Regions from separate parts of the Homo sapiens genome. Here all the other regions are linked to region 1. A link is a loop called in an ENCODE intact Hi-C map of the cell type or tissue named here. Cell type or tissue: natural killer cell. All regions are shown on one strand. Each heading gives the region's core, and the rest is flanking DNA. Links, peaks and the distances in the headings are about the cores only. Region 1 overlaps ADAM10 (ADAM metallopeptidase domain 10). Region 2 overlaps LIPC (lipase C, hepatic type). Region 3 has its middle 120 kb from the start of LIPC.

Region 1 (8,023 bases), core at 1,068-6,067:
TAAAAGCCTTACTTTTCTTCATACAGCATACATGGCATAATTCTTTATCATCTTTGCCATCAGAACTGGCACACGTACACTCCTCTAAGCCATATTTCTCACAGATAGAACCTGCACATTGCTAGAAGAAAAATAAAAGACAAATTGTTTAATCCCTATACAGTCAAACCTATTTTTTATAGTAACAGACAGGCAAGTATGAGCTTCCAATGTCAAAATATTTAAATGGAAATGAAAGTGAAAAACAAACAGAGATGAGTATCAAAACTGAATTACATAAATACATTTGAAAAAATTTGAAAAACAGTAAATCCAAGAAAGATAGTAAATCTTTTAAAGCAATGGCAACTTAAAAAAATGAAATAAAAGCAGAGCAAGAGATTAGATGAGGATCGATTTTATGTTGGTTATTACGGCTCTTCTATAAAGAAAGAAAAATTAAATTTTTTTCCTGTAGAGCAAAGTGATATTCAGCCACAAAAGCTTTGAAGGTTTGATATTCAGAGAAGATGACCAAAGAGTTCTTTTATTTAGGCTACTGAAATATTATTTTATAAAACTTAAATATTATAGACAAATCACATGCCGAGTTGTACAACTATGTTTCTCTAGAGAATATCAACCACATGTACATGGAAAGATGAAAGACAAATTAGTAGCTAATTGAATGCCACATAATATATTCATGGTTTTGTGAGGGAATATTACTTAAACAGAGACCAAGATTAATTACTTTAACTATGTAGCTTTAAGCATCAATAATTCTTCTGAAAAACAAGTTTTCTAAAATTAAATTTTAAAACATATAGTTAAATGCTTACCCCATTAATGCACACTTGTGTATGCCTATTACAGTCTGTGAAGTTTGGTTTAGGGTCAGATGCTGGGCAGAGAGCTGTGAAGCCATTACATATTCCTTCCCTTGCACAGTCTGAATCATCCCGACACTTCTCAGACTTTGACTTGAATGCACACTGTGCTGTACAACAAGGACCTTGACTTGGACTAGAGGAAACATTAAGTGATTAAACAAAGTAAATCACTAGTTATTCCCTATATACTATTAGATATTAGATTAGATCCACATTATTAGACATAGTACCAATTTTTAAATCCTAAGTCTCATCACTTAAATGATAAGTATGTTACTGGTATACAACTTCAAAAAACTGAAACCGCACACCGCCCTCCTGAGTAAACAGTGCACTGGTGGAGCCGTGTGTCCCAAAGAAACAGTGCCTGGGCCTACACAGAAAAGTCACACCCTGCAGGGTATGAGATAAAGCAGCACATTGCTCCTTCAGGTAATAATGCCTTGGCCAAGTTGAGGAGCTGTGCATTCCAGGGCTAAGCCAACACAGTAACTCACATCCCAGGGAAATATCAGTGGCTGAACTGGGATACTATGCCTACAGGCCAAACAACTCTAGCACCCTGCTTCCCTGGAGCTAGACTAGCCCCCTAGAGTCTGAGCTGCTGAGACACCCTTCTCCCCACAGTAGTCATCACTGTGCTGTTCCCTGCCCCCTAGGGCCCAAATGACAGCTGTGCTTGAACATTCTGAGGTACTTGCTGTTGCTGCACCTGGTCTCACAGACTTTGGGATACCACCAAGCCCCACCATCCCAGGGTCTAGACTCACCACCACCTCCATCCCCGGTGACCCAACTCGTCACTGAGTCCTATTGGCTCAGGCTCCGAAATTACTGCCATGCACTGTGCTCTGGGCTCAAATCTCCAGAGCACCTCTTCCCTGGACCCAAGCCCGGGCTATACCCTGCCCACAAAGTGTATAATCCCAGCTACAGACTGGCCCGCTGGGCCCAAGGTGCTAGGGAGTAACCCAGAGTCACAGATCCTGGTGCTATAGGCAACCTACATTCAATCTTGCCAGACAGTAAACATGCACTGCAAGACACAAGTACCATAATAGGTTTGTGAGATCCTGAGCCTAGAACTCCAGCCCCACAGTTACTCTACGCATCCGCAACTGGAAGCCAGCACCGCAGCAGGTGCTCGTAGGCCATGTCAGACCTGACACCAAGAGGGATCCCCTTGGCTAAGTCTCACCATTATGGGAAAAATGAGAATAGGAGGGCCCCAAAAGGCGTTGCCACTGAGGACATTAACAACCTACACCACCAGCATCCATTACCACAAACTTCTACAGCACAGACCACTGAGGTGCCTACAGTTATTGATGATGTTGAATACAGCTGAAGAAGCTGCATGGAGACTATACCACTGCACCTACCTGGAAAAAGAAGCACCACACCCTTCCCGACCAGCACACTAAGACCTAGCTACAGGTGAGAGTATATCTCCATGAAAGTCACTCTAGAAAATTTAGATGAGACGACTGTTCCACCAGACAGGCACACAGACATGAACACAGGGACTCATGAAACATGAAAAAACAAATATATATGACACCACCAAAGGAACATAATTAACTCTCTAGCAACAGGTCCCAAAGAAAAGGAAATCAATAAATTGCCTAAAAAGGAATTCAAAATAATGATTTGAGGGAAAAGACACAAGAAAATATAGATAAAAAATTCAATGAAACTAGGAAAACAATTCATATGAATGAGAAATTCAAAAAAGTAATAAATATCATTAAAGAGAAACAAAAATCCTGTGGCTTAAGAATTCAGTGAATAAAATAAAAATATATAATAGACAGCTTCAACAGCAGACTTGATCAAGCAAAAGAAAATCTCTGAACTTCAAGATAGAATGTTTGAAATTACTCATTTAGGGGAAGGAAAAAAAAAGGAAGAAAGTCTATAAGACTTATGGGACACCACCAAGTGAATAAATTTTCATATTATAAGAGCTGCAGAAGGTTGGGTGCAGTAACTCATGCCTGTAATGCCAGAACTTTGGGAGGCTGAGGTGGGAGGATCACTTGAGCCCAGGAGTTCAAGATCAACCTAGGCAATGTAGTGAAAGCCCATCTCTGCAACCAATCAATCAATCACTTAAAAGCTACAGAAGGAGAAGAGATTTAAAAAGGCACAGAAAACCTTTGTTTTGGCTGGGGTGCACTGGCTCACACCTGTAATCCCAACACTTTGGGAGGCCAAAGCAGGTGGATCACTTGTCAGGAGCTTGAAACCCCGTCTCTACTAAAAATACGAAAAAAACTAGCTGGGCATGGTGGCACGCACCTGTAATACCAGCTACTCAGGAGGTTGAGGCACAAGAATCACTTGAACTTGGAAGGCAGAGGTTGCAGTGAGCTCAAACTGTACCACTGCACTCCAGCCTGGGTGATGAAGTTAAGACTCTGTCTCAAAATAAAAAGAAAGAAAAAAGAAAGAAAAAAAAAAGAAAACCTATTTATTAAAATAATAGCTGAAAATGGAAGTCTTCCTTGAGGATTTATAGTCAAATTGTCAAAAGTCAAGGACATAGAGAATTCTAAAAAAAACAGCAAGAGGAAAGTATCAAGTCACATATAAGGGAGCATCTATTAGACTAGCAGCAGATTTCTCAGCAGAAATTTCACAGGCATGGAGAGAATGGGATAATATGTTCAAAGTACTGAAAGAAAAAACAAATTGGCAGCCAAGAATCTATAAGACTTTATTTGTCCCTCATTTCTGAAGGATAGTTTACAAATTAGCAGCCAAGAGTCTATACCCAGCAAAACTAACCTTCAGAAATGAGGGACAAATAAAGTCTTTCCCACACAAGCAAAAATAGGAAATTCATCACCACTAGACTGACCCTACAAGAAATACTCAAGGGATTCCTGCACCTGGAAGCAAAAAAAACCAATAATCACCATTGTGAAAACACACAGAATTATAATGCTAACAACCTACGTACACCAACACCGCCATTACCACAAAGCTGTACAATACAGGCCACTGTGATATACAAATGAGAAAAAGAAGAGTCAAATGTTACCACTACAGAAAACTACCAAACCACAATGCTAAATGAGAGAAAAAAAGAAAGAAGAATATGCAAAAACAAAACAAAACAAAACAAAAACAGCCGGGTGCAGTGGCTCACGCCTGTAATCCCAGCACTTTGGGAGGCCGAGGCAGGCAGATCACGAGGTCAGGAGATCGAAACCATCCTGGCTAACACAGTGAAACCCCATCTCTACTAAAAACACAAAAAATTAGCCGGGCGTGGTGGCAGGCGCCTGTAGTCCCAGCTACTAGGGAGCCTGAGGCAGGAGAATGGCGTGAACCCAGGAGGCGGAGCTTGTGGTGAGCCAAGATTGCACCACTGCACTCGAGCCTGGGCTACAGAGCAAGAGTCCGTCTGAAGAAAAAAAAAAAAAAAAAAAAACCAGAAAATAATTATCAAAATGATAAGAGGAAGTCCTCACCTACTGATATCAATCATGAATATACACCAATGAAATCCCCCTACTTAAAAAGACACAACCTGGCTGAATGGGCCTATTTTAATCTCTTCTCCCTCTGTAGCTTTTAAATTACTTATGTATTCATTTATTTGTAGAAATGGGATCTCACTATGTTGCCTAGGTTGGTCTTGCACTCCTGCTCAAGCAAAACTCCCGGCTCGGCCTCCCAAACACATGACACATCCACCTATATGCTGCTTACAAGAAAATCATTTTACCTCTAAAGACATATATAGACTAAAAGTAAAGGAACAGAAGAAGATATTTCACTCAACCAGAAACAAAGTAAGCAAGACTAGCTATACCTGTATCAGATAAAACAGATTTTAAGTCAAAAACTGTGAAAAGAGGGCCAGGCACAGTGGCTCATTTTGTAATGCCAGCACTTTGGGAGGCCGAGGCGGGCAGATCACCTGAGGTCAGGAGTTCAAGACCAGCCTGACCAACATGGCAAAACCCCGTCTCTATTAAAAATACAAAAATTAGTTGGGCATGGTGGTACATGCCTGTAGTCCCAGCTACTAGGGAGGCTGAGGCAGGAGAATCGCTTGAACCCGGGAGGCGCAGGTTGCAGTGAGCCGAGATCATGCCACTGCACTCAAGCCTGGGTGACAGAGCAAGACCCTGTCTCCAAAAAAAAACTGTGAAAAGAGACAAAAAAGATCACTATATAGTGATAAAATGTTCCATTCAGCAAAGGGATATAACAATTCTAAATCTATATGCACCGAACACCAGAGCACCCAGATACATAAAGCAAATACTATTAGATCTAAAGAGAGAGATCAACTCCAATAAAGTAACGGTTGGAGACTTCAACAGCCCATTCTCAGCACTGGACAGATAATCTAGACAGAAAATCAAGAAACACTGGATTAGAACTATACTTTAGACCAAATAGATCTAACAGACATTTACAGAACATTTCATCCAACAGCTGTGGCAGAATACACATTCTTTTCATTAGCACATGAAACATTCTCCAGGATAGACCACATATTAGGCTATAAAACAATTATCAACAGATGTTCAAAAACAGAGATCATATCAAGTATCTCTTCTGAACACAACAGAATGAAACTAGAGATCAATCACAAGGGGAACTTTAGAAACTGTACAAACACATAAAAATTAAACAACTTGCTTCTGAACAACCAATGAGTCAATGAAGAAATTAAAAATGAAGTTTAAAAGCTCTCTGAAACAACTGAAAATAGAAAAACACAACATACCAAATACTATGGGATACAGCTAAAGCAATATTAAGACGGAAGTTTATAGCAATAAATGTCTACATAGAAAAAGTAGAAAGATAAACAACCTAACAATGCACCTCAACGAATCAGGAAAAAGCAAGAACGAACCAAACCCCAAATTAGTAGAAGAAAAGAAATAATGAAGATCAGAGCAGAAATAAACAAAATTGAGACTAAAAAAATACAAAGAATCAGGCCAGGCACGGTGGCTTATGTCTATAATCCCAGCACTTTGGGAGGCCGAGGCGGACAGATCACAAGGTCAAGAGATTGAGACCATCCTGGCTAACACGGTGAAACCCCGTCTCTACTAAAAACACAAAAAAATTAGCCAGGCGTGGTGGCAGGTACCTGTAGTCCCAGCTATTCCGGAGGCTGAGGCAGGAGAATGGCGTGAATCCAGGAGACGGAGCTTGCAGTGAGCCGAGATTGCACCACTGCACTCCAGCCTGGGGAAAAAAGTGAGACTCCGTCTCAAAAAATAAAAAAATAAAAAAATAAAATAAAAATATATCAACAAAATGAACAGTTGGTTTCTTGGAAAGATAAAATCATCAATCCATTAACTAGACAAGGAAAAAATATCCAAATAAAATCAGAAACAAAAAAGGAGACGTTATAACTGATACCACAAAAATACAAAGAATCATTAGAAACCATTACAATAAACTATATGCCAATAAATGGGAAAACCGAATGATAATTAATAAATCCCTGGACACATACAACTTACCAAGATTGAAATAAGAATAGAAAACCTGGACAGATCAATCACAAGTAACAAGATTGAATCAGTAATTAAAAAAAAGTTTCCCAACAATACTTCCTGATCACCAGGTAAAATAAGTAAGAAAAAAAGAACTAGAACAAGACAAGAATGTCCACTCTCACCACTGTTATCAATATAGTAATGGAAGTCTGAGCCAGAGCAATTAGGCAAGAGAAGAAAATAAAGGACATCCAAATTGGAAAGGAGGAAGCCAAACTGTTCCTGTTTGTAGACAGCATAATCTTATATATATAGACAACCCTTAAAGCTCCACTGAAAACTCTTAGAATTGATAAATGAATTCAGAATAGTTGCAGGATACAAAATTAACATTAAAAAACCAGTTGTGTTTCTATATACAAGAAAATAGCAGAAAATCAATCTCATTTATAATAGCTGCAAAAAAAAGAGTAAGTTTAATAAACGCAAGGAGGTGAGTTTATTAAATTTCTAGAAGGAAAACTATGAAACACTGATGAAAGAAACTGAACAAGTCAAAAAAAAAAAAAAACACATTTCATGTTCATGGACTGGAAGAATTAATACTGTGAAAACGGCCATACTACCAAAAGCAATCTACAGATTCAATGTAATGCCTATCCAAATACCAATGACATTCTTCACAGATAAAGAGAAAACAATCCTATAAGTCATATGAAACCACAGAAGCCAATAGCCAAAAGAATAAAGCTGGAGGCATCACACCACCTAATTTCAAAATATACTACAAAGCTATAGCAACTAAAACAGCATGATACTGACATAAAAACAGACACATTAACCAATGAAACAGAATAGAGAATTCAGAAATAAATCTATATATTTACAGCCAATTGATTTTCGAGGTGATTTTTGAACATTCAGTGGGGAAAGGACAGTCTCTTCAATAAGTGGTGATGGGAAAACTGGATACCTATATGCAGAAAAATGAAACTAGACCCCTATGTCTCACCACATACATAAACCAAATCAAAATGTGATGGAAATTTAAGACCTGAAACGATGAAACTACTAAAAGAAAACATTGGGAAAAGATATCAGGACATTGATCTGAGCCAAGATTTTTGAGTAAGACCTCAATACTGCAGACAACAAAAGCAAAAATAGGCAAATAGGGTTACACACACTAAAAAGCTTCTGCACAGAAAAGGAAACAATCAACAGAGTGAAGAGACGATCTGCTGAATGGGAGAAAACATTTTCAAATTATTCATCTGACTAGGGACTGATAGAATGTACAAGGAACTCAACTCAACAGCAAAAAACTAAATAATCTCATTAAAAAGTAGACAAATGACCTAAATAAACATTTTTCAAAAGAAGACATATAAATTGCTAACAAGTACATGAAAAAATGTTCAATATCACTAATCATCAGGGAAACACAAATCAAAGCCACAGTGAGATACACCCAGTAAAAATGACCATTATCAAAATGATCAAAAAAATAAATAAATAAAGATGCTGGCAAGGATGCAGAGATCAGGAACCATTAGTTTACTGCTGGTGGGAATATAAATTAGTATAGCCACTGTGTAAACTGGTATAGAAGTTCCTCTAAAAACTAAAAATAGATCTACTATATGATCCAGCTGGGTATACATCCAA
Region 2 (8,023 bases), core at 1,602-6,601, 98 kb before region 1:
CAGTCAATGTGAGGAAGGCTGACAGCCATAAAATGATGACCTATGACAACGAGGGTCGTTCCACACACATCCTCCAGACCCCGGCACAAGACCTCCGCCTTTCATCTCCATTATATTGGGCAAAACACAAAGCATCAACGAAAAAAAAAAAAAAGTAAAAGTACATAGAAAAGGAGACACAGAGGAATACAGAAAAGCAAAAACCTCCTTCAAACTGGTGGATGTTTCATCCCAAAGGACGCTCGACCTTTCTCAGGCATCCTGCCACTGAAGAAGTCAATTACTCACGGCCCACAGTCCCTAGGTTCCGCTCAGCACAGTCTGGAATCAAGGGTTCATTTAATGGAAGCTTAACAGATTCAGATTTCTCTAATATTCCACATCCCCTTCTGCCAAGAAGCTGCTTTGAAAGATGACACTCCCTTGATGTGAATTTGCAGCCTGCCCCATTAACAAGGCTTCAGTCAGAAAACATTTTTAAATCAACCCTGTTCCAGACACTTGCTCCCAAGGACAAACTAGAAGAAACTCTGCACCAGCTCAAACCTTCCAAGCACTTTGATGATCAGAAATGAAGGGAAATATTAGAACAAATCTTATTAATCCAAATATTCTCAACAATCTTCAAAGCAAACCGTTGCTCTGGGCTGCAGAAAGCAGAGCTCATGCAGAGCCGGCCCTTTCTGTCCTAACTCCTGTTAGCCAAGCCAGCCCCCTAAAAACAGACCTCAGAACAGCAGAGGGAAATATTCAGAATCAAAGGTGATGGGAGGAAAAAGGAAGAGGAAACAGGTAAATGAAAGAAGGAGGATGAGGATTGGAAAGCTGACTACTTAAACTTTTAGCACGTCCCTCAAATAAAAGGATAAGGTGTTGTATGCCACACTGCCTCAAAGCAACTCCCTCAGTTCACAGTTGTGCAGCTGAGAATTCTGGAGAAACCCCACGGCAGCTGGCATCTATGTCCTGGCTCCACTCACAAGGGGCTGAGAACCCCAGGACTCCTCACCATGCACATTTCTCTTGGGTGTGGTGGGAGGAGCATTTCCGTTTCCAAACCTCGGGGCCATTTGCTCTTAGATACACAAACATCTCCCCAGCCTTTGCCAAGTTCACCCAGCCAGAAGGCCATAATGCAGAATTAGTAGCATTTCAATCATTTCCGTGACGAGCTGGTGACAGGCTGGAATATGATGAGTGAAGCAATCAGATGTTGTTACAGGAAAGAGGCATGAGAAGAGAATGACAACAGAGTGGTACAGTAATAAGCATCATCGTAAAAGCCCCCACTGGCATCAAGTTTATCATCGCCAGCATAACTAAAGGAGCCAGAACACCTGTTTGTAATGGGGATTCCAGCTCCTCCACTTTCTAGCTGTGTGGCTGAGCACGCTTCTCGCCCTTTCTAAGTCTTGGCTGAGCATCTGTGGAAGGTGGATAGCAATCGCTACTTCATAAGATTGTTTAGTGATTAAAGTCAAACAATGTCTATAAGGCATTTGCAAAGCATTAGCAGTACCAGTAGTACCAGTAGTAGTAGAAGTAGTAGTAGTATTTGGTATTATAAGGAGTATTTTATATTATTTCAAATAGGATTATGCACTATTTCATTATACCCTTATCTCATATAGAAGACATTTTTAATGCTATTTGATTGAAAGTAGACCAGAGACTCAGAAAGGTTAAACCTCTTTCCTAGTAAGTATAAAAAGTTAATGCAGGCCAGGTGCAGTGGCTCACGTCTGGAATCCCAACACTTTGGGAGGCCAAGGCGGGAGGATCACCTGAGGTCAGGAGTTTGAGACCAGCCTGGCAAACATGGCAAAACCCCATCTCCAGTAAAAATACAAAAATTAGCCAGGCATGGTGGTGCACACCTGTAATCCCAGCTACTTCGGAGGCTGAGGCAGGAGAACAGCCTGAACCCAGGAGGCAGAGGTTGTGGTGAGCCAAGATGGTGCCACAGCACTCCAGCCTGGACGACAGAGTGACACTCCATCTCAAAAAAAGTTAATGCAGAAATAAGGCTGCATATCGGTTTCCTATTGCTTCTGTTAACAAATTACTACAAATTTAATTAGTTAAATTGACACTATCTTACAGTTCTGGAGTCAAAAGTCCTAAAATTAAGGTGTCAACAGAACTGTGTTTCTTCTGGAGACTCTGAGGACAGAATCCGTTTCCTCACCTTTTTCAGCTTCTAGAGGCCACCTACGTTCCTTGGCTTGTGGCTCCTTCCTATATCTTTAAAGCCAGCAGCATAGCATCTTCCAGTTTCTCTCTCTGATTCTAAGCCTCTTGCCTCTTTCTTATAAGAACCCTTGTGATTACATTGGGCCCATTCAAAGAAACAAGGATAATCTCCCCCTCTCAAGATCCTTACCTTAATCACATCTGCAAAGTCCCTTTTCCATATAAGGTAACATATTCTAGGTTCTGGGGATTCAGATGTGGACAAATTTGGAGGTGGTCATTATTCAGCCTACCATAAACTGGATCCTGTTCTGCAGAACATAGCTATTTGGAGCAAGAATGGGAGTTTTGTTTGCTTTGCTTTAAACTCTTTCATTTCTTTACTCAGCAAATACCATAGAGCAGCTACTATGTGCAGGGCACATTCATAACTCATAACCTCCTCCTCTCTGGATATAACCACATCAGAATCGAGCTTCATTAGTGTGATATAAAAGAGGTCTTTGCATATACACACACATATATATATATATATATATCTCAAAATATCACCAAAACCCATACTTTAAAAAACAAAAAGGGCCTTTGGAGATCATCAGCCAATCCCCTTATTCTATAAAGGGGCAGAGGAGTAATACAACTATCCCAGTGTCAAATAGGGAGTTTGTGAGACATAATGAGGGCCTGAATTAGATCTGGAGGAAAAAAAGTAAATGGAGGTATTTTTGAGAAAAATCAGTGAGCTGAACGGCAATAGGGTAGGAGAAATGTAGGGGTCAAGGGTGCCTAAAGTTCATGGCTTGGGGATGTCACTCACAGAGCTGGGGACAGATAGAGGAAAGACACTTTTGAGGGAAAATATGTATTCAGTGTGTTCTAGAACTCGGATCTCTTCTTAGTGTCACTGTGAAATTTTCCATTACTTCATCTCACTTCCTGTTCTCTCATAAGCGCGAACACGGGGCTGTAATCATCGTCTGACCACCACATGTTAGTGCACTGTGTTTCTTGCTGACACCTGGCTAGGCTTTGAGGATGAGTTTCCATCCCAACATCTACCAACATACAAGGAGCCCAAGGCAATGGGATTTTCTGCGCATCTTTGCTTGAACCTTAAAGGTGCTGCCCCATTGTCTTCTGGTAGGCCTCGTTTCTGGGAAGACGTCTATTGAATTCTTATCTTTGTCACTGAGTATGCAGTTTGACTTTTTACCTCTAGCTTCTTTTTTTTTTTTTTTTTTTTTTTTTGGTCACTGGTTTTCAGCAATTTGATTATTCTGTGGCTTGGTGTAGTTTCCCTCATATTTTTTGTGTTTTGAGATCATTGATCATCTTGGATCTATGTATTTAGTGCTTTCATCAAACGTAGATATTTTTCCACCATTATTATTTCTTTAAGCATTTCTTCTGTCCCCTTTCTTGTCTCCTTTGGAATTTTCAATTACATATATATGAGGCCTCTTAAAATTGCCCGACAGCTCCCTGATGTTCTGTTAATTTATTTTCAGCCTTTATTCTCTGTGTTTCAAATGGATGGTTTCTGTTGCTGTGAATTCAAGTCCACTAATCTTTTCTTCTGCAATGTGTAATCTGTTATTCATCCCACCTAATGTATTTCATATCTCAGACATTGATTTTTGAATCTCTAGAAGTTCAGTTTAGACTTCTTATATCTCCCATATTTCTTCTTAGCATGCTTACATTTTCTTCTACCATCTTGAATAAATGAAATATAGTTATAAGAACTGTTTTAATGTTCTTGTGGACTAATTTTACCATCTATAACAATTCTAGGTTGGTTTTGATTGATTGATTTTTCTCTTCATTATGGGTTGTATTTTCCTGCTTCTTTGCATGCCTGGTAATTTTTGACTAGATACCGGACATTGTGAATTTTACCTAATTGGTGCTGGGTATTCCTACATTATTTTAAATGTTCTTCAGCTTTGTCCTGGGGTGCAGTTAAATTACTTGGAAATAGTTTGACCCTTTTGAGACTTGCTTTAAAACTTTGTTAGATGGGACCAGAACAGCCTTTAGTCTAGGGCAAATTTGCCCCTTGAATCCAAACACTGTTTATGTTGTTAATGATGACAAAATATCCATGTCCCACACTATTCCTTACTAAGTCTCCCTTCAACAATTGTGTTTGAGTAGAACTGTTAACTGCCTCACCTCACTCTCCTGTGTATTCACAAGGCAAAGATCCCCAAGGTTTTGACCAATACCCAATGTTGTTTTGGTGCCAGCTTGCACAGCACCAGGGCTCTTGCCTCTCAGAGAGAATTGTGCCCCCTCTCTCCACTATGTGGCACAGCACATTGAGCTCAACAACGTTCTATCAGACTGATGTTGCCATAACACTGCATATCTTCACCCAGGAGGGGCGACAGCCCTAAGTCTCTTATGTGGCAAAATAAAATCCAACTTTCAGTGCTAAAAAGGCCCTGCTTTTCTGGAGCGAACCCCTTCAGAGGTCTCACAAGCATTTAAAAGAGAATTTCTAGACCACAAGTTTCAGTGTGGAGAGCTGCAGGCTTAGAGAATTGCAGGGATGTTTGAAGCCCTGCCCACAGTTCCAGGAAACACCCTTTGTATATGAGCTCCTTTCCCACACAAATGTGAGAAGGAGGCTATGACCCTGGAAATTGAACACAGGGCAACAGAAACCCTGCCGAAACTATTCTTGCATTGACATTAGACACAAAAACACCCATATAAGCTTGATTTGCTGTCACAGTCAAATAAAACAATAACATGTAAGCATTTCAAAGAGATTCCACTGACATTCTCACTTGTGATTCTGACAACAAGCGTGTAAGTAAGAAAGGCAGGCGTCACAGCTCCTAAGTGACAGACGAGGAAATCAGCCTTGCGGAGGTTAAATGATCTCAACAAGGTCAGACAGCTAGTTGGTGCAAAGTGGGGCCCTGAACCCAGATCTTCTGACTCTTGGTCAAGAGCTCTATTCATTCCGCTGTGTCTGCTCTCTTACTATATCAGAAAAGGGAACAGCCACCAACTTCCTGTGTTGACCCTAGACCAGGACTTCTTGATCACAGCACACTTAACATTTGGGGCTGGATAATTCTTTGTTGTGAGAGGCTGTCCTGTGCATTGAAGGGTGTTGAGCAGTATCCCTGGCCTCTACCCACTAATGCCAGTAGAACTCCCCTTGCCCCCTGTTTTGACAACCAAAACTATCTCCAGGTGTTGCCATGTTTCCAAATGCCCCAAGGTGGGGGAAGGTAACAGCAGAGCAAACTTACCCCTCAGTTGAAAACCACTGCCCTAAATGATGCCTGAGAATGCTGTCCACGTGTTTGAGAAAGCAGTGGTGATTAAGTTAGTTCTGTGAAAGGAGAAACAAAATCAAAAGAGGAACTTGTGCTGATACCAGTGAGTCTGGGACCACGAAACTTGGCCGTGAGAGACAGAATTGTGCAGCACCAGGGAGTTATCTAAAAAGTTCTCTTCTGGGCCACCCTCTGAACTTAACCTTCTGTGTTCTCGCTCCACTCCTTCAGGCTCAGTCAGCTCTGCAAAACCCAATCCACTTTCCAAGGAAACATTTCTGGAAGGCAACACGGAATTAGTTAATGTGATGAGAGGCAGAACAGAGCAGTTAAGATGCAGGCTCTGCACATACCACAACGTGGATGAATCTCACTTAATGTTGGGTGAGAAGAGCCAGGCCCAAAAGAGCATCTATTGTGTGAATCTACTAACTCGAAGTTCAAGAGCAGGCAAAACTAATCTCCGGTGATGGAAGTCTGAACAGTTACATCTGCTGGTGGTGTTGCCTGGAGACACGTTTCAGAGAATAGAAATGTTCTCTGCCTTGATGGTGGTGGTGGTTACGGTGGTTGTAAACATAATAGACACTCACAACACTCACAGAGCTATACACTTACGATTCGTCACCTAAAAAAAAAAAGAAAGAAAAAGAAAAGAAAAGAATGTTGACTCTAGAACCAAATTGTCTAAGTTTCATCCCTGACGATGACTCTGGTTACCTTAGAGCATTTTGTGAAAAGTTAATAAACTACACAGGGTATACAGGAAGTGCACAATAAGTATTTGCATCATTATAATTAACAGAACTACACTTCAGCCAAGCGCAGTGGCTCACGCCTGTAATCCCAGAACTTCAGGAGGCCGAGGCAGGCAGATCACGAGGTCAGGAGATCGAGACCATCCTGGCTAATATGGTGAAACCCTTTCTCTACTAAAAATACAAAAAAAAATTAGCCGAGCGTGGTGGCAGGTGCCTGTAGTCCCAGCTACTCGGGAGGCCAAAGCAGGAGAATGGCGTGAACCCGGGAGGCGGAGCTTGCAGTGAGCCGAGATTGTGCCACTGCACTCCAGCCTGGGTGACACAGAGAGACTCTGTCTCAAAAAAAAAAAAAAGAAAAAAAAGAACTACACTTCTAGCCAGTCAGGCAAAGCCAAGGATTAAGAGAGTTACTCTGAATTTCTCTGCTGCCCCCTCTGCCTCACCTCCCATGCATTGAACACAGAGTGTATATGTAAGTCCTCCCACCCCAACCATCAAGACAGGCACATCTGCCATTTTTCTCTGTCTTCTTCAGTTCCTTCCAGGTTCTCTCTGCCTTGCTTAGGAGCTGCCCCTGTTTGCAGAGCTCTTCATCAATAGACTGAATATTTACAGAATAGCGCAGTTTTGATTAAACAGTTCATTTCACTGGAGACTGGGGTGGTGTATTGTGTCTCCTCCGGAGTTATTCTTGGCATCAGCAGCCCTTGCTCTTAGCATCCGTTTCTTTACATTTTAAGGTGGAGCATAAGAAGAACTGCAGTGAAACAGATCAGATGGGGGGCAGGTGGGATTTCTCTTTACCTTTCCCCCGCTATTTCTTGGTGGATTTATCCCGTTATCTTCGCTGCTATTTGCTCCTTGCTATCTTTTATTCTTCTCTTTTGAAACTGGCCGAGTCAGAAGGAAATAAACAAATGCAAGGGTGCGTAGAAAGAGCATTAGATGGTAGGTCCAGAAACTTGGACTCTACATCCAGCATCTAGTGATGTGATTGATTGATATCTGTTTTAGCTTTTCGGCACCTCAGGTTTTGGGCTGTTTTTTTTTTGTTTTTTTTTTAATCTGTTAATTGAAGTGATTGGTCTAGATTTGTGGTCTTTGAATGTGTGTCAGCCATGGAAACCTTCCTACAAACAGAATCTCAAGCAGCAAATGTTAAAACCTAAAAGCAATTTTGTTTGGGTTGAAACAAGGTGGGCGGGCAGTCAGGAACCCACCCTTTTAACTTCTGTGTCCTCTGCCATCTCCTGTAGCAGCCCCCAAAGTAGTTCCACAAGATCCTTGGCCTTGGGATGCTAGAGCACAACGTCTAAACCATTCGATGTGCCTATTTAGAAACTCATTTCCTGCTCTTAAAGCGCTCAGCCCTCTCCCCTACACATAAAGCCTTGCCTCCATGAAAGCAGGGAGGACTAGCCTTCGAAACCCCAGCACACAGAGGTGAGTGTGAGCACAGCTCAACAGTATACAAGCCCGCTGGAAAGCTGCCCCAGACAGAATTTCCTCAGTTGCATCCTATGGACTATCAGTCCCAGAAACGCTTGGCCAAAAAAGGAAATACGGAGGGCGGGGGCAGCTTGCTTCAAAGTAATTGAGGTTGAGAGCCGCTGTATACCATCTGCCCCTTCTAGAGATTAAATTCACAGTAGCTTCTTCTCTCGGGCCAGCAGGAAGCCTGATTAATGCCGCTTAATACGACACTTCCCATATTTATTTGGCCACAAAACTCCTTTTTCCCCATAACTCCTATTAATATCACAGGAAACAGTT
Region 3 (8,023 bases), core at 1,189-6,188, 300 kb before region 1:
TTGGCCGGGTGCGGTGGCTCACTCGTGTAATCCCAGCACTTTGGGAGGCCAAGGTGGGTGGATCACCTTAAGTCAGGTGTTCGAAGCCAGCCTGGCCAACATAGCAAAACCCCGTCTCTACTAAAAATATGAAAATTAGCCGGGCGTGGTTGCGGGCACCTGTAGTCCCAACTACTTGGAAGGCTGAGACAGGAGAATCGCTTGAACCCAGGAGGTGGAGGTTGCAGTGAGCCAAGATCATGCCACTGCACTCTAGCCTGGGCAACAGAGCAAGACTACATCTAAAAAAAAAGGGAAGGCCAGGTGCGGTGGCTCACGCCTGTAATCCCAGCACTTTGGGAGGCTGAGGCGGGCAGATCACGAGGTCAGAAGATCGAGACTATCCTGGCTAACATGATGAAACCCCATCTCTACTTTAAAAAATACAAAAAATTAGCCGGGCGTGGTGGCGGGCACCTGTAGTCCCAGCTACTCGGGAGGCTGAGACAGGAGAATGGCGTGAACCCGGGAGGCGGAGCTTGCAGTGAGCCAAGATCGTGCCACTGCATTCCAGTTTGGGTGACAGAGCGAGACTCCAACTCAAAAAAAAAAAAAAAAAAAAAAAATTCCTGGCGTCGGGCAGGTACAACATGAAAAATTTAGAAAATTAAAATCTAAAAGTCATAGACATAACGCTGAGCAAGCCATACACACAAAGCATACATACTTAATGAGTCCATTGCTATGAGGTTCTAGAATAAGCACACTCATCTAAGGAAATGATGAGTTTCCCTTGCAGGGAAGGTGGGGATTCAGCAGGTCACAAGGGAACTTTCGGGCAGATGGAGATGTCTATATTATGATAGGGACATAAGATACATGGGTGTATTCACTTGTCAAAATTGTACAGTTAAGGTGTGTGTGTTTTGATATGTACATTTTACTTTAAAAATGTATAAAGAAGACAATAACCATCACCTAAAGTCACACCAACCAAAGTTAACCAACCAACACTTTTTAATTACCAGATAGCCATTTTTTCTTGCAAAGTTTATGAAGTTGAGATTATATTGAATATATAATTTTAAGTTTATATAGATTTTTTTCCATATCATTAAACATCTTAATCAACATCGTTTTTAAGTAGGTGCCTGATTTTCATTGTTTGGGTAATCTGTAAATCATATACCATCTCTACGGTACTGGGCATGTAGGTTGCTTTGGCAATAATGAATAACAGTGTGATTAACATCTGTGCTCATATGTCTTTGTCTGCATTTCTGATTATTTCTTTAGAAGATTCCTGGAAGAGGAATTACTGGGTAAAGTGTATGAATATTTTAAGGCTTTCCGGAATGCACTCCTATCAACAGCGTGGGCTCTGTGCTTTTCTCCCTGCACCCTTACCAGCCTTGAGTAGTGTCCTAGTCTTAATTTTGCACGATGCAGTAGGGGAAATAGTATATTATTGTCATTATTTGCCTTTCTGTGATCACTGGTAAAGCTGATCATTTACCCACATGTTGTGAGCCATTTTTATTCCCTTATCTGTGAACTGTCTGTTCATGTCCCTACCCAGTTTCCTACGTTGATATTTTAGTGTTTTTCTTGTCAAAGTAGAAACCCTTTAAAGACTGAGACCACTAACTGCTTCTCTACCACATTTGTGATTCCCATTCCCAGCTGGCTTTTAATTTTGTGGTTTTTTAAAAAACTTGCATTTACCATTCATCCATCTAGTTGGAATTGTTTCCTTTGCTTTCGTTGTTAATGCTCCCATGTCTTGTAGCTCAGGGTGGGATATTATAGGTGGAGTCAGCCATGTGAGCTACAGCCTGGAATCTGGAAGGAGATGTTAAGGTGAAGAGAGAGGGGCTGAGGGCACGGGCTTCTGTTGGGAAGTAGGAAGGAGACTTGGCGAGATGTGTGAGGAGGGGACTGAATCATCGGAGCTGTTCCTACGGGTGGGGAACAGGCACTGTGTGATGGATGGGCAGGTAGGGCACACAGGCTCTAGAGCTCAGCTATTCATTGCTTCACCATTGACCACTTGAAATGTGCCTAGCCTCAGCTGAGATGTGCTGTGGGGAGAAAGCACATGCAGATCTCAAAGACTTAATATGGGAAAAAAAAAAGAATATCCAATTTTTTTTATATTAATTGCATGCTGAGATGACATGTTCGCTATATTGAGTTAAATGGAATATATTTCTAAAGTTAATTTCACCTGTTTTATTTTCCTTTTATGTATTTATTTTTACAGAACAGTATGAATATAACTCTTTTACTTTTTTAACGTGGCTACTCAAAAATTTTAAATTCCGTGTGTGGCTCACATTCTTTTTCTATTAGCACCTCTGCAATAAAGTCAGAGAGCAGCCTTCAAGGGCAGCCCCTGCTGTTGACCAGCTGAGGACCCTGATGGTGGGGTGTCTACACTCTGGCAGACACTGTGCTAGATGCTTGGGTCTGCGTGTCTTCATGAGATAACTCACAATAACCCTGTGAGTCAGGTCACATGATACCCATTTTACAGATGAGGGAACTGAGGGTGAGATCTTAAATCACGTGAACAAAACCACATTGCTAGTGAGTAGCAGGACCAGGACTTCTGATTTGGGTCTTGTGCTGTTTCTAGCCCATGATGGGGAAGTCACTTAATCTCTCTGAACCTCAGTTTCCGCATCGTTAAAATGTGGGTATCACAGGTTGGGTCGTCTAGGAAGCAGACACTGGGATGGAGATTAGCATGTGGGAAGTTTATTAGGGCATGCTCTGCAGATCCACACTGCGGGGGCAAGACAAGGAAGCAGGGCTGGGCAGAGGGAGAAGCTGGGCTACCAGACAGGCAACAAGGACTCAGCTGACCCCACGGGGAGCTCTGGGGCTAGGATGGCCCTTCACAGTGGCCCAGACTGGGGTGAGAAGGCCAGGCCTTATGGACCCACATCAACCAGTCATTCCCTGGATGTTGCTTCCCTGGGGGAGGGACATGACCTGGAATGAGATGTCTTACTTCAGCCAAGAAAGGAAAATGCACTGAGAGCTGTCAGGGAACAACCTTCCCAGCAGCTGGGGAGAAAATCAAGCAATCTTGAAGGAGGATTTAGGCAGCAGGGCACAGCGTCCATGACAATGGCTAACAATAATAAATAACTGCATTACAGGGCTATATAAGGATCAAATGAGGATATATATTAAGGAAATATATAATGCAGAATATATATCATATATAGTACATCCTTTTATATATATGAGGCTCTCTATATAGCTCCTCGATACAAGGATCAAATGAAGATATAAAATAAGGAAGTCTCTTATCAAAATATTACTATTATTATCTTGTGTATAATAGTGAGCTATTATATCCGTCATGTATAATAGTGAGCTGCCAGTTGTTTGTAAGAAAGGTGACATGATGATGAGATTAATGCTCCAAGAAAGAACAAGCTGACACTGGTATGAGATGGTTTCTAAATTATACATAGAAAGTAAAAAGACCTCATCGTGGGCAGGTGAGGTTCTGAGGTGATAAAAACCTGGGCCTAGGTCATGGCCTAGGAAATGAACGAGGAGAGAGGATGTAGAAGCTGCTTTAAGGGTAGAATTAGCAAAAATCAATGACTAGTTATCTAGAGGAAACGAGTTTGAAGCCTGAGATTTCAAATTTGGGTGGCAGGAAGTTAGAAGTGCCATGATGAAGGCAGGAAACGTGCAGGAAGGAAAAGGTTTTTAAAAGGGTAACAAATTATATTGTTGTGAGCAGCTTTGAAAAGTCTCACTGTTGACTCTCAGAATGTGAGTGGAAGCAGTTGACAAAAGGAAGCATGTCCTTCAGAGGAAAAGTACCCTCTCACCAAATTTACTGCTAAAAAGCACCACTCAAAACAGCCAGAAAATACTCTTTTAAGAGTAATTTTCTCAATTACAATTAGCCCTTCAATAACACAGGTTTGAACTGCATGGCTCCACTTAGACAAAGATTTTCTTCTGCCTCTGCCAACCCTAAGACAGCAAGACCAACCTCTCCTCGTTGTCTTCCTCCTCAGCCTAGTCAATGTGAAAACAACAGAGATGGAGACCTTTATGGTGATTCACTTGCACTTAATGAATAGTAAATATATTCTCTCTTATGATTTTAATTTCCAACTTTCGTTTTAAGTTCAGGGGTAAATGTGTAGGATGTGGGGGTTTGTTACATAGGTAAAAGTGTGCCATGATGGTTTGCTGCACAGATCATCCCATCATCCAGGTATTAAGCCCAGCATTCATTAGCTATTCTTCCTGGTCCTCTCCCTTCTCCCACCTCCCACCCTCTGACAGGCCCCAGTGTATGTTGTTCCCCACCCCATGTGTCCATGTGTTCTCATCATTAGGCTCCTACTTACAGGTAAGAACATGCCATATTTGGTTTTCTGTTCCTGTGTTAGTTTGCTAAGGATAATGGCCTCCAGCTCCATCCATGTCCTTGCAAAGGACATAATCTCGTTCCTTTTATGGCTGCATAGTATTCCGTGGTGTACATGTACCACATTTTCTTTATCCAGTTTATCATTGATGGACATTTAAATTGATTCCATGTCTTTGCTATTGTGAATAGTGCTGTGATGAACCTACGCATGCATGTATCTTTATAATAGAATGCTTTATATTCCTCTGGGTACATATCCAGTAATGGGATTGCTGTGTCTAATGGTATTTCTGCCTCTAGGTCTTTGAGAAATCACCACAGTCTTCCACAATGGTTGAACTAATTTACACTCCCACCAACAGTGTAAGAGTTCCTTTTTCTCCACAACCTCACCAGCATCTACTGTGTTTTTCACTTTTCAATAATAGCCATTCTGACTGGTGTGAGATGGCATCTCATTGTGGTTTTGATTTGCATTTCTCTAATGATCAGTGATGTTGAGCATTTTTTCATATATTTTTGGCCACAAGTGTGCCTTTTTTGAGAAGTGTCTGTTCATGTTCTTTGCATACTTTTTAATGGGGTTGTTTTTTTCTTGTAAATTTGTTTAAGTTCCTTATAGATGCTAGATATTACAACTTTGTCAGATGCATAGATTGCAAAAATTTTCTCCCATTCTGTAGGTTGTCTGCTTACTCTGTTGATAGTTTCTTTTGCTGTGGAGAAGATCTGTAATTAGATCCCATTTGTCAATTTTCGCTTTGTTGCGATTGCTTTTGGCATCTTCGTCATGAAATCTTTGCCCGTGCCTATGTCCTGAATGGTATTGCCAAGATTTTCGTCTCTAGGGTTTTTATAGTTTGGGTTTTACATTTAAGTCTTTAATCCATCCTGAGTTGATTTTTGTATATGGTGTAAGGATGGGGTCCACTTTCAATTTTCTGTATATGGCTAGCCAATTCTCCCAGCACCATTTATTAAATAGGGAATCCTTTCCCCATTGCTTGCTTTTGTCAGGTTTGTTGAAGCTCAAATAGTTGTAGCTGCGCAGTCTTATTTCTGGGTTCTCTATTCTATTCCTTTGGTCTTTGTATCTGTTCTTGTACCAGTACCATGCTGTTTTGGTTACTGTATCCCTAAAGTACAGTTTGAAGTCGGTAACATGATGCCTGCAACTTTATTCTTTTTGCTTAGGATTGCCTTGTCTCTTCAGGCTCCTTTTTGGTTCCACATGGATTTTATAATTTTTTTTTCTAATTCTGTGAAGAATGTCAATGATAGTTTAATGGTAATAGCAAAGAATCTATAAATTGCCTTGGGCAGTATGGCCATTTTCATGATATTGATTCTTCCTATCCATAAGCATGGAATGTTTTTCCATTTGTTTGTGTCATCTCTGATTTCTTTGAGCAGTTTGTAGTTCTCTTTCAAGAGATCCTTCACTTCCCTCATTAGCTGTATTCCTAGGTATTTTATTCTTTTTGTGGCAGTTGTGAAAGGGACTTTATTCATGATTTGGCTCTTGGCTGGCCTGTTGTTGCCGTATAGGAATGCTAGCCATTTTTTCACATTGATTTTGTATCCTGAGACTTTGCTGAAGTTGGTTACCAGCTTAAGAATTGGGTTGAGACAGTAGGGCTTTCTAGGTATAGGATCATGTCATCTGCAAACAAAGATAGTTTGACTTCCTTTCTTCCTAGTTGAATACGCTTTATTTCTTTCTCTTGCCTGATTGTCCTGGCCAGAACTTCCAATACTATGTTGAATAGGACTGGTAAGAGGACAATTGTGTCTTGTGTTAGTTTTCAGGGGGAATGCTTCCAGATTTTGCCCATGCAGTATGATATTGGTTGTGGGTTTATCATAAATGGCTCTTAATATTTTGAGGTATGTTCCTTCAATACCTAGTTTATTGAGAGTTTTTAACATGAAGGGATGTTGAATTTTACCAAGGCCTTTACTTTGTTCATTGAGATAATCATGTGGTTTTTGTCTTTAGTTTTTTATGTGATGAATCACATTTATTGATTTGAATATGTTGAACCAGCATTGCATCCAGAGATGAAGCCTACTTGATCATGGCGGATAAGCTTTTTGATGTGCTGCTGGATTTGGTTTGCCAGTATTTTGCTGAGGAGTTTTACACTGATGTTCATAAAGGATATTGGACTGAAGTTTTTTCTTTTTCTTTTTTTTTTTTTTTTTTTTTTTGTTGTTGTTGTATCTCTGCCAGGTTTTAGTATCAGGATAATGCTGGCCTCACAGAATGAGTTAGGAAGGCATTCCTCCTTTTCAGTTTTTCAGAATAGTTTCAGTAGGAATGGTACCAGCTCTTCTTTATACCTCTGGAAGTGTTCAGCTATAAATCCATCTGGTCGTGGGCTTTTCTTGGTTTGTAGGTTATTACCGCCTCAATGTCAGAACTCATTATTGGTCTATTCAGGGATTCAATTTCTTCCTGGTTCGGTCTTGGGAGGGTGTATGTGTCCAGGAGTTTATCCATTTCTTCTAGATTTTCTAGTTTATGTGCATAGAGGTGTTTACAGTATTCTCTGATGGTTGTTTGTATGATTTTCTTAGAAACATTGTCTTTTCTCTAGCTTACTTTATTATGACTACAATATATAATATATATTATATACAAAATATGTGTTAATCAACTATGTTATCAGTAAAGCTTCTGGTCAACAGTAGGCTATTTGTAGTTAAGTTTTTGAGAGTAAAAAGTTTTATGCAGAATTTTGACGGTACAGGGGGTCAGTCAGTACCCTAATCTTCATGTTGTTCAAGGGTCAACTGTAATTCGTATCTTGCCTTTTTTCAGAAAGAATTTAGGTTGACTCACAAAAATAGGTAAAATATATCAAAGGAATATAAATCAGTAGTAGGCAAGAAAGAAGAGACAAAAGGAAAATGAGATGGAAACATAAACAGAGCCAGGAATGAGGCCTATACAAAAACGCATGTCAAGAAATTCCGTGCCCTTGCTAAGGGTTGACTCTAAACCTTTCGGTGCCTGAAAACGAAAAGATGTTTAAAAAAAGTGTTAAGTCAGAGAAAGGCCATGGGAAGGAGTTGGGATGAGTGTGGAAGGAGCCAGAGAATACAGAGAAAAGAGGTATAGATTCATGATAGGCTTTTACTAATGCCGAATCACCTTCAGATGAGGGTGCTATGATATTGTGATCTCAGTATATGGGAAACGTAAACTTTACCACGTTTAGAGAGTGATGTATTAAGTTGGCTAAAAGTACTAAGATTAATAATATCTGACATTTATACAGAGTCTGGAGGACACATTGCACAGTGAAATGCACTACTACAAATAGCACGAAGCTCTCTGGGCACCAAGGTGCCAAGACTGCCAGGGTGGGAAGCCAGAATATCACTGTGGCCTACACATATGGGCTCAAGACGGACTGGAAGCTACTGATTCAAATGCAGATTGATTGTACAATGAGACTAAGCTCCCACTCCTCACCGAGGAGAACATCATTTGGATTTTCAGGCTCTGGCACAGTATGTAATTTAGACCAACCTCCCAGCAAAGATAATTTAAAGAAGGACAACACAATCACGTTTAATGTGGAGGACAAAATAATTGTCTATGTTGAAAATCAACAATGGAATCTA

Evidence for each region. Hi-C counts contacts between places; a loop is a spot of excess contacts. Peaks named below come from ENCODE experiments on the same cell type or tissue, not always from the same donor. Only the 100,000 strongest peaks of a DNase experiment are listed, where the experiment ranks them.
Region 2: a loop joins it to region 1, with 8 times the contacts of the local background. A loop is called at or near these places in 3 of 110 quality-filtered maps.
Region 3: a loop joins it to region 1, with 2.9 times the contacts of the local background. A loop is called at or near these places in 2 of 110 quality-filtered maps.

What each region holds. Positions count from the first base shown.
Region 1 is chr15:58,610,987-58,619,009 of GRCh38, forward strand. It overlaps ADAM10 (ADAM metallopeptidase domain 10), which reads right to left. Exons shown (of 16, transcript NM_001110.4): 12 at 822-1,005; 13 at 13-121. Among named protein-coding and RNA genes, the nearest start is that of LIPC-AS1, 120 kb to the left of the region's middle. In natural killer cell, for the core only: no CTCF peak of the experiment used is centred there; a DNase peak (open chromatin) is centred at 3,895; H3K27ac peaks cover 2,435 bases.
Region 2 is chr15:58,512,822-58,520,844 of GRCh38, forward strand. All of the region lies in intron 1 of LIPC (lipase C, hepatic type), which reads left to right. Among named protein-coding and RNA genes, the nearest start is that of LIPC-AS1, 18 kb to the left of the region's middle. In natural killer cell, for the core only: no CTCF peak of the experiment used is centred there; DNase peaks (open chromatin) are centred at 3,170, 4,530, 5,070 and 5,980; H3K27ac peaks cover 4,209 bases.
Region 3 is chr15:58,310,988-58,319,010 of GRCh38, forward strand. No RefSeq gene overlaps it. Among named protein-coding and RNA genes, the nearest start is that of LIPC, 120 kb to the right of the region's middle. In natural killer cell, for the core only: no CTCF peak of the experiment used is centred there; DNase peaks (open chromatin) are centred at 2,564 and 3,684; H3K27ac peaks cover 1,902 bases.